Linked DNA regions of Mus musculus: region 1 is linked to region 2. Evidence: chromatin loops called from intact Hi-C (ENCODE). Cell type or tissue: left cerebral cortex. All regions are shown on one strand.

What was found. Hi-C counts contacts between places; a loop is a spot of excess contacts. Peaks named below come from ENCODE experiments on the same cell type or tissue, not always from the same donor. Only the 100,000 strongest peaks of a DNase experiment are listed, where the experiment ranks them.
Region 1: a loop joins it to region 2, with 2.4 times the contacts of the local background. A loop is called at or near these places in 3 of 42 quality-filtered maps.

Annotation. Positions count from the first base shown.
Region 1 is chr9:111,114,539-111,122,538 of GRCm38, reverse strand. Lrrfip2 (leucine rich repeat (in FLII) interacting protein 2) reads right to left here and starts at 4,415. Exons shown (of 15, transcript NM_001374664.1): 1 at 4,150-4,415; 2 at 2,828-2,899. In left cerebral cortex, a CTCF peak has its summit at 3,928; DNase peaks (open chromatin) are centred at 3,228, 3,483, 3,922, 4,495 and 1 more place; H3K4me3 peaks cover 2,125 bases; H3K27ac peaks cover 1,629 bases.
Region 2 is chr9:111,267,153-111,275,152 of GRCm38, reverse strand. Mlh1 (mutL homolog 1) reads left to right here and starts at 3,545. Exons shown (of 19, transcript NM_026810.2): 1 at 3,545-3,744; 2 at 6,845-6,935. The coding sequence starts at 3,629. Epm2aip1 (EPM2A (laforin) interacting protein 1) reads right to left here and starts at 3,308. Exons shown (of 1, transcript NM_175266.4): 1 at 1-3,308. The coding sequence starts at 3,192. The coding sequence ends at 1,372. In left cerebral cortex, no CTCF peak of the experiment used is centred here; a DNase peak (open chromatin) is centred at 3,430; H3K4me3 peaks cover 4,416 bases; H3K27ac peaks cover 1,441 bases.

The DNA.
Region 1 (8,000 bases), 150 kb after region 2:
TTTCAAAAGGACAAAGGCTCCTGAATGTCCCCCTGGTCATGAGTCACCTACAGAACTTCACATTAAATTCTAAACCTCCCTTATTCTGCTTACTAACTCTTTGCAGAATAAAGTCTAAATCTATATACCTACTTCCTGCTTTGACAAAGGACTCCACCAACAGTGCTCTGGATTGCAAAAGGGTTTCTGGCTCTCGGGTTCTATCATTCACTCTACTTAAAGTAGGATATGGATGATAAAGAAGAAACTCTGGGCCATTTCTTTCTCTTCTGACTAATATCAGTTAACTTTAGCAGGGCAAAAATGAAAGCTATATACAAGTTGTTTCTTATTATTTTTGTTGATGGTGGTGGTTTCGTTTGTTTTTGTTTTTGTTTTTTGTTTGTTTTTGTATGTAACCCTAATAGGCCTAGAAGTGGCTATATGGACCAGGCTGGCCCTGAATTCACAGAGATCTGCCTTTGCCTCCCAAGTGCTGAATTAAAGGTGTGTGCCACCACACCCAGCTATATAAGTTTTTAATTAACAGAAAATTTAAACTCTGAGACAAACCTACAGCTGCGGCCATCTTACCGAATGCCAGTGGTTTATGTCTGTCAGCGCCAGTCTTCAACTACAGCATTGACATTTACCAATGCAATCATTAACACTGCAAAATGTCTTAAATCAACTTATAAAACACAGTTGCAATTTGATTTGAGACACAGCCTCACTACATGCTGTATAGACCACAGTAGCCTCACACTCTGTCCCCTGGCTTAAACCCCCAGGTGTTGACAACAGGCAGTGACATGGAGTCACCTAGTTCACAATGCTTTTTAAAAGGAAGTGATGGGTAAAGAACATAAAATTTTTTAATTCTTCCTCCTCCTGTGCCTGAGAAAACATTACCTTCTACTATAAAATAAAGTCTAATATAAAACAAATTTTTCATGTTCATAATCTAAGTGCCAACTTCACAGTCATACACCAGAGCTGTACTCCACAGATGGAACTATAAATGGTCAAGCACTTGCTTAAAAGTCTTTCTTATAGCGCTGTATACAAAAGACTAATAATGACCTAATGTTTACTAACATGGAATTAGTAAAAGTATGGAAAATGAATAAATCCAGTCTTTTTAAAATGAGACTGGAGTGGATGCTAATACAGAAACATATCTCAGATGCATCACGGGTAAAAGGCACCTGTAAACACATGCAACTGTACATGCTACTGAGAGCAGGAGGAGGGAAATACATGAAAACCATTAACTATGGTGGCCTGGCCCGGGGAGTAGGGTTATGGGACGGTAAGAAGCTTGTGCAGAAAGGAAAGGGCTTTTCCTCGTATGACCATTGCTTTTACGTGTTTTACAAATCTTTAAAAGTGGCACAAACGCCACTGAGCTCTCTGTCTATGGATGTCATTTCTTCCCAAGTGTCTATTTACCTATTTCTTTTCCAACCCCTAGACTAAAAGAAGACCATACCCAGATATCGAGCCTCAGTGACTGTCCAAGAACTGGCATTCTCACAGGATAAGCCCAGCTTTACAATGTATAAGTTTAGCCTAGTGTGTAACTGCTTTAAGTCTAGACTAACTTTCCGCTGACCAGAAAGCTTGAAAGGTTAAAGTGCAATGCCAAGCACTCCGTTTCCAAGACAGTCTTGTCTTCTATTAGCTTTAAAGGGAAAGAATGGGGAAAGGGACAAAGACATTTTACTCATAAGGTAAACTCTGCTCAATTCCTTTCCTGCTGAAGTTTTAAAAGCTGGGCTTTGAATAGGGGTCAGAGTCTAGTGTTTATTTGCAAACATAAGGGCTAAGGAGTATGGCTTCCCAGGTAAGGATCACGTCCACCACTCAGACTCTCCAGAGGGAAAGCAACTGCCTAAGAGAAAAGCTGCCAACGGGATTGTTTAGTCGGCACAGCAGACAGCAGTCCTTGAATAAGGACAGAAGAATTTTACTGCCTTTTAGCTAATCCTCAACAGAGCTCCCACCACGTCAGAAGGACAATCATCCCCACCCCACCATCACGTCACCAAATCTGTCCCTTTTCATACAAGGAGCAGGGTAAGATTCACAGAGATCTTTGCAAGAAATCACTTTTCTGTCCTAAGTTAGCAACAACAACAACAACAACAACGACAAATTGGTTTTGTGTTGCCAAATATGCTTCCTATCTCTTTTCCCTTCATTCTGAAGATGCTTAAATCCTAACCTAAGAAGATTTCCCTGACGTATTTGTGCGTCAAGACTATCTCCAATGAAGGTTTTCACAGGGGATTTTCCAAAAGGGAATCTCTGTTAACAAGAACAGAATCATCATCCTATCAGCTGGACAGAAATAAAAAGCAACATTGGAGAACACTCTGAATTTAAGTATCGATATCCAAAGGGAGAAAGATGCCAAAAAGTTAGTCAAAGAATCAAAGGGACGTCTGTCTTAAGTTAACACCAATACATTTGGTATTATCTTCCAACTAGTCAATAGGACTTCTAAACTGTCAATCAAGGTAAAATAATCAGGACTCTACAAAGAAAAGAAAAGAAAAAAAAACTGGAAAGAAAGCAAGGTTGTCCCTATAAAGAACTCTGGGATCCAAAGTTTTTTTGCATCTCATTTTGAAAGACTAAAATGATCAAATGACATTGCAGCACTAAAAAGTTACTTCAAGTTTGAAATTAGTCAATTCTAAAAATACACCAAAACTTCAACACAATTCCTTCCAGAACAGAAGTTAATATAGTCTCATTCAGCATCTTTAAGGATAGGATGGCAAAGTGCTGCAGCTTCCCACTCAAAAAGCTATTTTATATAGTACACAGTACTATTTCCTACCTCAGTGGTGGTAGCTCTCCTTCCCAATGACATTTACTTGGCTTCTAAATCCCTTCATTTGTCTTCCCACATCTGGTAAAAAAAAAAAGGGGGGGGGGACTTAAAAATCACAGCAGTCCAACAAAGTATTACAAAACAAAACATTATACAAATTTTAACGTTTGATTTCCATGCCATAGTGCATGACAATCACCACCCAGCAACAAACAGAACCAAACATTATACATCACTCGCTATAAAAAAAAAGAGTACAATTATCTAATTAAACGGGCAGAAAAGGTCTGGCTTTCCTCTATTTCAATGGGAAGATCCCGATCTACGAGTCAGAGTGTGACCTCACTTCCGACGTGAATCACACTTTCCGAAGTTCTTACTCGGCATGAGTGTATTAAATACGAGGTCATAGGATCCCTGTAGTTGTTAAACAGAGCATGATGTTGGTTAATCGGGGCTAACTCTGCAAGACATTGAAGCTACGGTAAACTTGGCCAACTAACTCTTACTGCAACACACATTCTTCAGCAATTGCAGCTTTTCACACCTACTGGGGAGAAAAAGTCCAACACTGATTAAGAATGTATCTGTCGATACCCTGACTGCACCTCTTCTCGCTGCGATAACACAACACGAATAGCAGTCACTGTTATCCTTACAGAGTTTTCAGTCAATCAAGCTACTGTAGAAAAACCGTGGCAAAAATGCTGAGTCACTAAATGGGAAAAGCAAAAGGGGCTACAAATACTGAAAGTTTGGGATACCCTTTAGCCACGTTTCTACGTTATATTTGTATGTCTCGAGGTGGGGAACATAATACACAAAGCAAACGCTTGAACTTTTCTCCTCTGGGTTCTCTTATGTCCCTTGCTTCCTGCTGGATATCCACAGCAAAGGGAAACCAGGCCTGACTGGAGCTATGAAACTCCACAATGTGGGTGTAAATAACGCCCGCTGTTAGTCAAGCATTAACCCTGACCGTCCTGCCCTGAGCCTGGTAAGCCCGCGCGCTTCAGTTCAGATCAAGAAGGAAGCAGGAGAGGGGGGAATCTCACTCAAAAAGCTACGCCCTCCACCGGCCTGACACCGTTCCCGGGGCGGCCCCTCCCGGGACAGACTGAGGACAGAGTCTGCGGGAGTGTGGCGCCGGGAGCAACGGGAGCTGGAGCACCCAGCTGTCCCAAGTGATGCCCGGTCCAAGGGGCGTAACCCCTTCTTCCCCCGCGGGGGGCGGGCGAAGCGGGAGCAGGGGACCCGCCGGGCGACCCCAGCCCGGAGCCGCCACTGGGCAGCGCCTGGAGACAGCCGGGTCCGCCGCCTGCCCTTACCTGCGTGTGGCGCGGGATGAGGCTGCGGCGCCGCCCGGAAGGGCCGGAGCGGCCGCCCGGGAGCCGGGAGAGGAGAGCGCCGGCCACACTCTGCACCCCCCCGCACCGTCCACCCCGCGGGCCGCAGGGAGACAAAAAGAAGGGCTCCTCGCGCCGCGGCCGGTCGTGGAGTCACACTGAGCGCGCCCTTCGCCCCGCGGCCGACACAGCGAACGCGACCCGGGACGAGCCGCAGCCCGAGCAGCGGCTGCAGCTGCGGCGGTGGCGGGGCAGAGGGGCGGGGCCACCGGCCGGCGACCCGCTCACCCGGAAGTACTTGTGGCAGGCGGCGGGGTAGCGGACGCGCGCGGCTCGGAGGCTACTGGCTGGACCGCGGAGCGCAGGGCTCGCGGGTGACGGGGAGGGAGACACGCTCGACACGCACTGGCTCAAGCCGGGCCTGGTCCCGAGCGTTGGTATCTGAGCGTTTCGTAACCGTACTTAGCCAGGTGGCCTCAAAGCGGTCTGGTGGGAGGTTTTGGGTGAGTGAGGCACCTGGCGCGCAGTCTGTGGGAAAGGATGTGGAGGGTGGGTGTGGCTGAACGAAATGAAAATACCTGTTTTTAAAGAGATTTCCACCTGAGGCTGTAGCGCAGGTAATAGGGTGCTTACTTAGCATATCTGTAACCTTGGGTGCCATTCCCAGCATAAAATCAGGTATGATGCTATACACCTGTTGTCCCGGGTACCCTGGAACCTGTGGCAGGGCAAAGGAGTTTGAATTATCACAGTGAGACCTGTACACATCACACACACGCGCGCACACACACAAACACACAGACCCAAATCGTAGGCATGTTCTTCAATCCCAAAAGTATCTGGGGAAGGCCCTCACGTTCAAAGTTCCAGGCACCGGAAGCCCTGATCATGCTCTCGGGGAAACTTGCCTTCTAATTGAGTAGATGAACTTGATCAGATAAACAAGGTAATGACAGATTGTCGTGAACTCAGCGGCAAGCAATGATGAGAACATTTTGAGGGTGAGGCCTCTGGCTGGAGAAGATGGTGAGAGAAGACCTCTGGCAGGAAGTGATAGCCGAGCAGGTATCTGGGGGAAAGGGCACAAAATGGTCTTAGGCACGACCTCCCATCTGCAAAAACTGCAGATTTCAGAAGCCCACGAATAAGCCCACGGATGACATGTTTGGATTTTGTCTGATGGCTTCTAAAAGGACTTTCAGAGCTGCCCGTATCCACTGAGATATCAAAGGCTTGATTAACCTTTCATGTTCACGGGGCTGCCACTGTGGGATCAATCAATCCTGGAGGTTCAGCACACAGAGAAAAGTGTGCTGAGAGAAACTGTGTGTCTGTCTGTCTGTCTACAATTGGCTCACAGACAGCAACTTTGGGTGGTATTTCCCTGGAGTCATGCTCCTTGGTTTTTTAAAGACATTATTAAATCTCACATAGACCTGGAATTTACCAGGTCGGCAAAGCTAGCAGCCACTCCAGTGCTGGGGTCACAGGCAAGCGCCACCACACCTAGCTCTCTTTCATTGTAAAAATAGGCGTTAACACTAGTGTTGTGAAGCAGCTTTAGAAGTTCGCTGTTACTTCTCCTTCATATTTTGCCACCTATTTGGCAACTGAAAACAAAAACGACTCCTCTTGTTGAAAGAGTCTATAATAAACGATTCGAAAGAATGTTGTAGACTGACACTCTTTGTCACAGCGAGGAGTCCCTGACTCAGGCTGTAACCCTGAATTACGTGGTAGGCAGTCGTTCTCGGCACATTAAGTCTCTCTTTCTGCCAAAAATATCTGTTCCCAGATCTTTATGGAATATTCTGACATGTGAATGCCCCAGGTCTGTGTGGGCTGGCTGCTCCACAGATATATTAATAGATGAAGGAAAATTTTGCAAATGTTTATACTTTTTGGAAAGTGTGATGGCTGGATCCATACATATTTATTCTTTCCACAGCAAATCTTTCATAGTTTTCTTAGATAATGCCAAGAAATAAAGTGCTTCCTTTTTTAATAACAAATATTCATTGCTGATTTTACTTGCCTGCATCAGATATTGTATTTTTTATTTCAACTACCAGAATCTGTGAAAGTGGATATATTTTTAACATGAATGTCTCTGATATTAATGACAATAATGTGTTTTTCATGTTTCTCTTGTCTTTTCATATTTTTAGATGGAACTATCTTGGCAAAAGCTGGACAATGTTCCTTTATTTGAAACACATATCTGGAAACATCATTAGTTCAGACATTAAAAATAAACTACTAGGAGTTGTGTGAGCAAGTCAGTCAAAATTTCAGCATGGCTGGCAAAGGGACTCCTGAGGCGCCAGCCATAACTCGGGAGCTATGGAGAGTTGAGAGCTGCTGAAGAAATGAAAGTCACTTTCTTTGTGGATGTGGTTGAACCCCAGTGGGTGGCCTCACACCCACATACATGTGGCCAACAACAACTAGACTCAGGGGCTGAACAGATGGGTCAGTGGTTAAGGACACACTGCTCTTTCCAAGGACCCAAGTTTGACTCCCAGCACCAACGTTGAGTGCCTCACAACTCTGTAACTCCAGCTCCAGGGAAATCTCCCATTTCTGTCCTCGTCTGTGTTACTTGTATACAATTCACACGGACATATACATATATACACATATACACATATATACATAACTAAAAATGATTTAAAAAAGCCAGGCGTGGTGGTGCATACCTTTAATCCCAGCACTTAGGAGGCACAGGCAGGCGGATTTCTGAGTTCGAGGCCAGCCCGGCCTATAGAGTGAGTTCCAGGACAGCCAGGGCTACACAGAGAAACCCTGTCTTGAAAAACAAAAAACAAAAAAAAAAAAATAATCTTAAAAATAATAATTGGTCAAGACTATTGTGATGGTTTTTATATCCTTGGACCAGGGAGTGGCACCATCTGAAGGTGTGTTGGAATAGGTGTGACCTGGTTGGAATGGGTGTGTCACTGTGGGTGTGGGTATAAGATCCTCACCTTAGTTGCCTGGAAGTCAGTCTTCCACTAGCAGCCTTTGGATGAATACATAGAACTCTCAGCTCCTCCTGCGCCATGCCTGCCTGGATACTGCCATGTTCCCACCTTGATAATGGTCTGAACCTCTGAACCTGTAAGCCAGCCCCAATTAAATGTTTTTTTTTTCAATAAGACTTGCCGCTGGTGAGATGGCTCAGTGGGTAAGAGCACCCAACTGTTCTTCCGAAGGTCGGGAGTTCAAATCCCAGCAACCACGTGGTGGCTCACAACCATCTATAACAAGATCTGACTCCGTCTTCTGGAGTGTCTGAAGACAGCTACAGTGTACTTACATATAATAAATAAATAAATAAATCTTAAAAAAAAAAAGACTTGTCTTGGTCATGGTGTCTGTTCACAGGAGCAAAACCCTAAGACAGAAGCTGGTACCAGAAGTGGGGTGGAGTATTGCTGTGATAGGTCTGACCATGCTTTTATTTGAAAGAATGTGGATTTTGGGACTTTGGATTTGGAAAGCAGTGGAATGCTTTAAATGGGGCTTAATTGGTCATCCTAGAAGGAATATGGAAGACTTTGTTGCTGGGAGTAATTTGAATTGTGTTGACCTGGCCCAAGAGATTTCAAAGGAGAAGAATTTCAGAATGTGACATAACGACTGTTTTTGTGGTATTTTGGTGAAGACTGGCTACTTTTTGCCCTTGTCTGAAATGTCTGCCTGAGGCTAAGGTGAAGAGACTCAGATTAATTGCATTGACAAAGGAAGTTTCAAAAAGCCCAGCAGAGACTTTGTTCTCTGGTTAAATCTTATGAAGAGAAGTTTGAACAAGCATAGTAAGCTTAGAAAGG
Region 2 (8,000 bases):
TGATCTAACTTTGGCTCTTAGACTCGTGTGGCTTAAGCATCAGTTCCTTCCAAACGCTTGGTTGTAATAAGGTTCCTCGAATGTGCAACACGACAGTGTGCTGCCGTATTTAAGACAGAACGGAGCACATCAGCTTGTAAACTGCACGAGGAGGAGTTACAAATCAGTGCTGCTTTTAGATCAGGCTTCAGGTTGAGCTTTACCTTAAGATTGTCTTCTCCACAGTTAGAAAGTCTGATAACATCATAGCACAAAACCAATGTCTCCAGAAATAGGAATTATTACAGTCTGTGGATAAGGTTGCTTCTTGAGATTTAAATATTTTTACTTGTGCACTGTCTTAACTACTCAATGTGCGAGACAGTTCTAAATTCTAGAATAAATCCATTTCCTACACCTAACAAAATCTGACTCATCACTTCAAAATAAAGTGTCTCCCTTAAGCATGGTTTCCTTATAAAACATGAATACCCATGCAGATAAGACAAACGAGCTAAAACCTTCAGAACTCCTGATCTTGAAGTGTAAAAGTCTTTCCCCTTTACTGTTTGGATAGGGCCAAAGTTCTGTCTAGAGCAGGGAAAAAAAAATTACTGACTGGCAGTGATCAAGATTCCATACTTACCATGGTCCTTTGATAGATGAGCTGAAAAAATTGCTCCAGCTGTGAAAAAATAAGGAGCAAACCACCAATAATTGGTTATTCTTAACTCCTGATAGTAAGAAACTCCTAAATCAGGAATTTAAAATAATTCTTGCTGCTCCAACACCAAATTGATTACTTCCTCCATCCGTAATGTCACCATCAACTGGGTAGGTGGGGATGGGGGGATTGTATTTACTTAGAAATATGCTTTAAAAAATAATCTTAAATTCTGTTATCTAGATAAAATACCTCCACTGTGTTTATGCTATTCCTTTTCAGAAACTTAATTTGATATGTGAGTTTCTGTAAACTGGCTCAAATACACTTTTAAGGAGTTGGTCATTTCAAACCACGTGTCACACTTTCCACTGTGTCAAAATAAGAGCTGAAACTTTTGGCATATATCTTTAAACCATTTTAAAACCAGACTTCTAGTTCAACTGACAATATCAATACTAAATTTGTTGAAAATCAGTAATAATAAAAGGAAAGAACAATGACTTTTCCATTAAACTAAGTTTTTTAAAGGTGGTATTCTTATGCTTCAGTCAGTCCCATGTTGCCAAATGAGATGGAGAAAGGCAACTTGTCAGAAAGATTTCAATGCTTATCAATTTGAACATCTGTAGTAAGTTCAATGCTTTCCAACCATCCAAATGAGGAAATGTGAAAGAAAAATCAAATTAATTTTCCCTTTTCAAATCAACTTCTTGGACCACAACGGCTTACGAATCATTTCTTTCTCTCACAAGATCATCCCAACGAGGATCCATTTCAGTTGTGGCAACTCGAAACAGTGCTTGGAGATGCTCATCCGTCAGTGGCTGGCTCAATGTGTGCTGGTTTCGAGTTAAATATGCAAAAGCCTTATCACAGATCTGGTTACTATCAAATAAGGATGCCACCTTATAGGCAACCCCTTTGATAATTGGGTAAGCTTCACCAGACAGTCCTGCATAAAACTGTCCCAAGTCTTTGACTCTGTACTCATTCCACAGGTCAGTGTTGGCCTGAAGTTTTGTTAGCTCCACTCTTACAGAAATAGGCGCATATTCCGGTTTAAAGCTAAATGGATTTGAGAAAAGTTCTAAGTCCTTTTTAATGAACCTGAGGTCCTTAAAATGTCTCTCAAAATCTTTCTGTAGGCGGGAGATCACCATTTGATACCTGTCAGGATCAAATATTTTTTGATCTTCCTTAAACTGCTGTTTAAGTTCATCAACGATTATACTGAAGGCAGGAAAGTCTGTTAGATTTACTTCCTCCATATGTCTCTGAAGTGAACTCAGCTTACCCTCAAAGGTGCAGATGCGTTCAAAGGCAGCAGCAGCAAAGACTTTACTGATCTGCAGTTCTTCACTGATCTCTCGAAGATAGTCCATAATATCTACCAAGAAACCAAAATCACAAAGCCACTGCTTGTCTGAGAAATGAACTGTTGTTGCCCCCACTGAGACCAAGAACGCCTCGATTTCTTTTCTTAGTGAAAATATTAGTTTTAACGTTTTGCCTCTTCTCAGCCAGTTGTTCAAACACCGTCCGTTAACTCTTTCACCATGCTCTGACTCAGACTCAGTTAGTAGAGGCTGAAACTCCGGTCGCCTAACACCTCTGGTCTTAATCATAACTACCCATTCAGATATGGTATTTATGATCTGATTAATATCAACATCATAAGAACTCAACAGTTCCAAGTGAAGAAATCCCGAATAGTGGATTACGTTCCAACAGTTGGGACTCACGGCCTTCTCTCTCATGTAGGAGACCAGTCCGGAGTTCTCGCCGATCATCCTTAAAGTGTGGGTCGTGGTCAGTCCAACCATTCGCTGTAAGCTGAGCCCTGCTGTCTGCAGGGCTTCCAGAATTGCCGACATGAGAGCCCCAACACTGAAGTGATGAGTCAGGTTGATAATCGTCAGAAGATCTTCTTGCACCTCCAGGTCGCGGCCGACGCCACGGATGAAGACCAGCAGGTAGTTCTCATAGGCCACAAAAGCCTGGTCATCCAAAGCAAGGGAATAGGCCTTAAAGTCCCTGGCTCGGTTAAACAGCTGGCTGCGGAGGTTGCTGTCAATGCTCAGAATCCTCTGCCGTGTGATCTCTGGAGACAAGTCAATGCCTTCCAGGACGCCGACGTGATCCGGCAGCACCTCTCTCAGCAACACCTCCATGCACTGGTGTACGAAGTCACCCTCACCCCAGCCGCGACCCTTCAAGGCCAAGAAGCGGCAGAGGCCGAGGCCTGCCCGGGTCGCTCTCTCCTCCGGAGTGAGCACGGCGGCCAAAGACATGTCACCCTGCCGCAGACGCTCGACCAGGGCCGCGCGTTCCTCGTCCCCTACAAACCGCTCGTAGAATTCGTGCTCGGCCTCGTAGTGGCGCCTCACGTCGCGTTCCCGAGTAGAGGCGACCAGGCGGCGACACACCAGGCACAGGGCCCCGTCACCCTCCGCAGGCTCCACCACCAGGTATCGCTGGGTCCACTCGGGCCGGAACACCAGAGCCTCGTCGACTTCCATCCTAATCCTCTTGGGCGTCATCCACATTCTGCGGAGGCCACAGGAGAACGCCGAGCTCTGAGGCCGCAGCAAACGGGGAGGAGCCCGACGAACGCCAAGCACCCCCTGGGTTCTGCGCCAGATCACCCGAGCAGGGGTGCACCAGCCTCCGCCAGGGCACCTCCGTTCCTATTGGCTGGAGATTTCGTATTCCCTCAGCTCTCAGAAATGAGCCAATAGGAAGAGCGGACCGTGAACTTTGACGCGCAAGCGCGTTGCCTTCTAGCCTGGTGTCGGGCCGCTGTTTAGAGCGGGACAGAGATCCCAGGAACTGACGTGTAAAAGCGCTTGACTGGCATTCATGCTGCCCAATCAGCACTTGCCGCTGGGAAGACGGCGCAGGACTGCAGTCGGCCGAAGCTGAAGGAAGAACTTGAGCGTGAGGAGCTCGAGTGATTGGCTGACTGGGAACTCGGGCGCCAATATGGCGTTTGTAGCAGGAGTTATTCGGCGTCTGGACGAGACGGTAGTGAACCGCATAGCGGCGGGGGAAGTCATTCAGCGGCCGGCCAATGCTATCAAAGAGATGATAGAAAACTGGTACGGAGGGAGCGGAGCCGAGTTCCCCGACTGAGAGCCGGGGCGGGCCGACCCACCTGCTGCAGTCGGCCACCGTGCGGGGCACCGAGCACGGGGACCGTGGGGGCATCGGGCACAGGGACCCTGCGCGTGCCAGGCTGGTTTCCCATTATGCACACGGCCGAAGGTCCTCACGACTTGCGCGAGACCTGTTTGGGTCGCAAGTAGGGGAAGCACGCGTGGTATTGGTTTAATGGTATCTTCCTGGAGTATGCGGCTCGCCGCCACGTTACATACAACGAAGATGCGCGGCTGACGATGTGTGAATGTGTAAGGGTGGAAGAGAAACAGTCTTCAGAGTGTGCCATTTTAGGTTTATCATTCATTCCCGGAATAATCCCTACACATCCAAGGCACAGTTTCTTCTGAGTTTTATTCAGACGTATCAGGACATGGGGCTTTTTTTCTGACTCTCCTCTTGTCAAATTAGTGAGTGACCCTAGTCTGAGACTTAGACCTGCATCTGAGACTTAGACCCGTCAGGTTGTGGAGGGGAGAAGTTAAACGTGTACTGTTTAACCTTTAATAGGCACAGTGAATAGTATACCCCAAAGTAGACACACCACCAAATAAGTTCAAAAAGGACACTGTGTACATAAGGACTTTGTGTTAATATCAGTTGATGGTTGTGAAAGCCAAAGAAGACAAATGTTCAGAAGTGCACTGAAAAGACAAAGCATTCAGAACGATGACACTGAGATAAATGACCTCAGGCCCTCTTTGGGGTCCAAAGACCTTTATGCAGGAGTCACCTAAGACCATCGTGAAATTCTGATATTTACATTACAATTCAGAGCAATAGCAAAATTGCAGTTATGAAGTAGCAACAAAATAATTTTATAGTTAAGAGTCACCACAATGTAACAATGGGTCCCAGTTTTAAGAAGGTTGAGAACCACTGCCACAGGGAGGAAAGGAAACTGAAGAGATAACCAGAGGAAGGAGCAGGGAGCCCTCGGACATTTGATTTGGTGTCAATAGGCTGCCCTAGGATAGGTTTTGCTTTTACTGTGTTAGGATGACCTGGAGAACTTGTTCACTTAATTGTACTATGCCTGAATCACCTACAATAAAAAACTAAGCTTAAAAGTAGCATAGCAACGCATGCAAGCAGAGATTATGCACAGATCCTACTTAAATATTTAAGTCGAGGTTTTTGATACAGAGGTGCTAAGAAAAGTTTATTACTTAAGTAACTTACTGGCTTCTTGTTTTTAAAAAAGGCATTTTCCTGAGAGGAGTTGAAAGCTTCCATTTTTCATGTAGCCCCAGGTCAAATTTGTTTCCTGTGGTAGATATTCTATGAGCATAGGCTGCTCTGAAAATACAAGAGTTTCATTCTTTTAAAGATATTTTCCTCTTTTTAATTTAGTTTATTTTGTTTACTTATTTGTGTGATAGGGATTGTGTGTACAACACACTTGTGAAGGTCAGAGGACAACTTTGATTCTCTCCTTCCATCATGTGGGTCCCAGGGATTGAACTCAGGTCCTTGGTTGGTGCCAGGTGCTTTCGCCCACTCAGACATTTTGTAGTCCCTATTAGCATCTTCTTTCATTTTAAATTTTCATTTTATTTGTGGGGATGTTTTACCTGCATGTATGTCTCTGCACCATGTACATCGATTGCTCTCAGAGACCAGAGAGGGAGTCAGGTCCTCTGTAGCTGGAGCTACAGCTACCATGTGGATGCTAGGAATGAACTCTGGAAGAGCAGCCAGGACTCTTAATGGCTAAGCCATCTCTCCAGGTTCCAGCTCCTTAAGTCTCTTAAAGAAATTTCTGCATGGCAGTTTTTCTTTGCTTCATCATGAATGTGTTGAGGAAAACTGCATTTTTAAATGATGTTTATTAGAGTCACTTAGAAACCAGAGACTGATTAGAGTTGTTATAACAGTAAACGTAGTTGAAATGAGAGTAAGAGACACTTGTGCTGAAAGGACTGCCCTACAGGGACAGAAATGTGCTCTGTCCTTGCCACTTACGCAGGGTGTACATTCATACAGTACCCACATTGAGCTTGTAAGACAGAGAAAGCATGCAAGTCAAACACTGTGTTTGTTTGAAATTTGATGTTACAGTATATGCATCAGAGTAGTTGATATTACAATATGTGCATCAGAGTAGATGATATTACAGTATGTGCATCAGAGTGGTTGATATCACAGTATGTTCATCAGAGTGGTTGATATCACAGTATGTGCATCACAGTGGTTGATATCACAGTATGTGCATCACAGTGGTTGATATCACAGTATGTGCATCACAGTGGTTGATATTACAGTATGTGCATCACAGTGGTTGATATCACAGTATGTGCATCACAGTGGTTGATATCACAGTATGTGCATCACAGTGGTTGATATCACAGTATGTGCATCAGAGTGGTTGATATCACAGTATGTGCATCAGAGTGGTTGATATCACAGTATGTGCATCACAGTGGTTGATATCACAGTATGTGCATCACAGTGGTTGATATCACAGTATGTGCATCACAGTGGTTGATATCACAGTATGTGCATCAGAGTGGTTGATATCACAGTATGTGCATCACAGTGGTTGATATCACAGTATGTGCATCACAGTGGTTGATATCACAGTATGTGCATCACAGTGGTTGATATCACAGTATGTGCATCACAGTGGTTGATATCACAGTATGTGCATCACAGTGGTTGATATCACAGTATGTGCATCACAGTGGTTGATATCACAGTATGTGCATCACAGTGGTTGATATCACAGTATGTGCATCACAGTGGTTGATATCACAGTATGTGCATCACAGTGGTTGATATCACAGTATGTGCATCACAGTGGTTGATATCACAGTATGTGCATCACAGTGGTTGATATCACAGTATGTGCATCACAGTGGTTGATATCACAGTATGTGCATCACAGTGGTTGATATCACAGTATGTGCATCACAGTGGTTGATATTACAGTATGTGCATCACAGTGGTTGATATCACAGTATGTGCATCAGAGTGGTTGATATTACAATATGTGCATCAGAGTAGTTGCAACTGACCAAATTTTTTTCTCTGATTTGCCAGTTTAGATGCAAAATCTACAAATATTCAAGTGGTTGTTAAGGAAGGTGGCCTGAAGCTAATTCAGATCCAAGACAATGGCACTGGAATCAGGGTAAGCGAGGCCTGGGGGAGCCAGTTTTATGTGCTTCATGTCAAACCTCTAGCAAAGTGCAGGATCTCTTCCCAGCCTGGAGACTAGTCTTTTTCAGAAGGTATTTTAGATCAAAGGCTTGAACACTTCCCAATGATTAGTATTAAATTTCTATGTATATTGAACACTGTTCAAGGGATATGGTAGCGAACAAAATGGACAAAAATCCTTTGTTTTCTGATAAGTGTTTTCTGTCATATCCTTTGTTTTCTGATAAGTGTTTTCTGTCATAGTAGTGGGAATCAGGAAAAAATGAATAGTATGCCAGGTGCCATGAAGTACTGTACAGAAAACAGAAGCTGGGAGGAAGACCAGACCAGAGAGTGGCAGAGGATGTGACGTCCATTTATTGGTCATTCAGGAGGGCTTTAATATGGGTGCAAAACTTATGGAGAAAACGAAAGGACATCAAGGAGCAGGTTATAAAAGTGTTAAAAGGGTGAGTGTCTTAGGCAAAAAGAATAATAAGGACAAAATCATGAAGTAGGAGCATGCTTGAACTTGATGGGCCAGCAGGGAAGCCAGTGTATCTACAGCATGTTGAACAAGACCAGGGTAGTAAGACATGAAGGCCTACGAGAAAACGTTCTGGGCGTAGTAAAACGGGTGGTATTTTTGGCCACTGTGGTGGGATATAACTCAGTGATTGTAAGCAAAACAGTACATGATATGGTGGTGAGTTTTATTTAAAGCCTTTGAGTGGGCCTGGAGAGATAGCTCAGTGGATAAGAGCACTTACTGCACTTGGGGAGGAGCCATGTTCTGTTCTCAGTACCCATAGCAAGTGTCTGACGACAACTAGAACTCCAGTTTCAAGGGCTCAAATGGCCTCTGAGGGCACGTCATGTGTATGGTACTCATCCAGTCAGACACACACATACACATAAAACTAAAATTAAAAATGTTAAAATGACCTTTGCAAACGAGTTGCTGAAGGACAGCATAGAGACAGTTAGGAAGAAGACTCTTGTAGGAACCCAGGAGTGAGATGACAGTGCCTTGGGCCAGTTTGATGTATTTGAGATA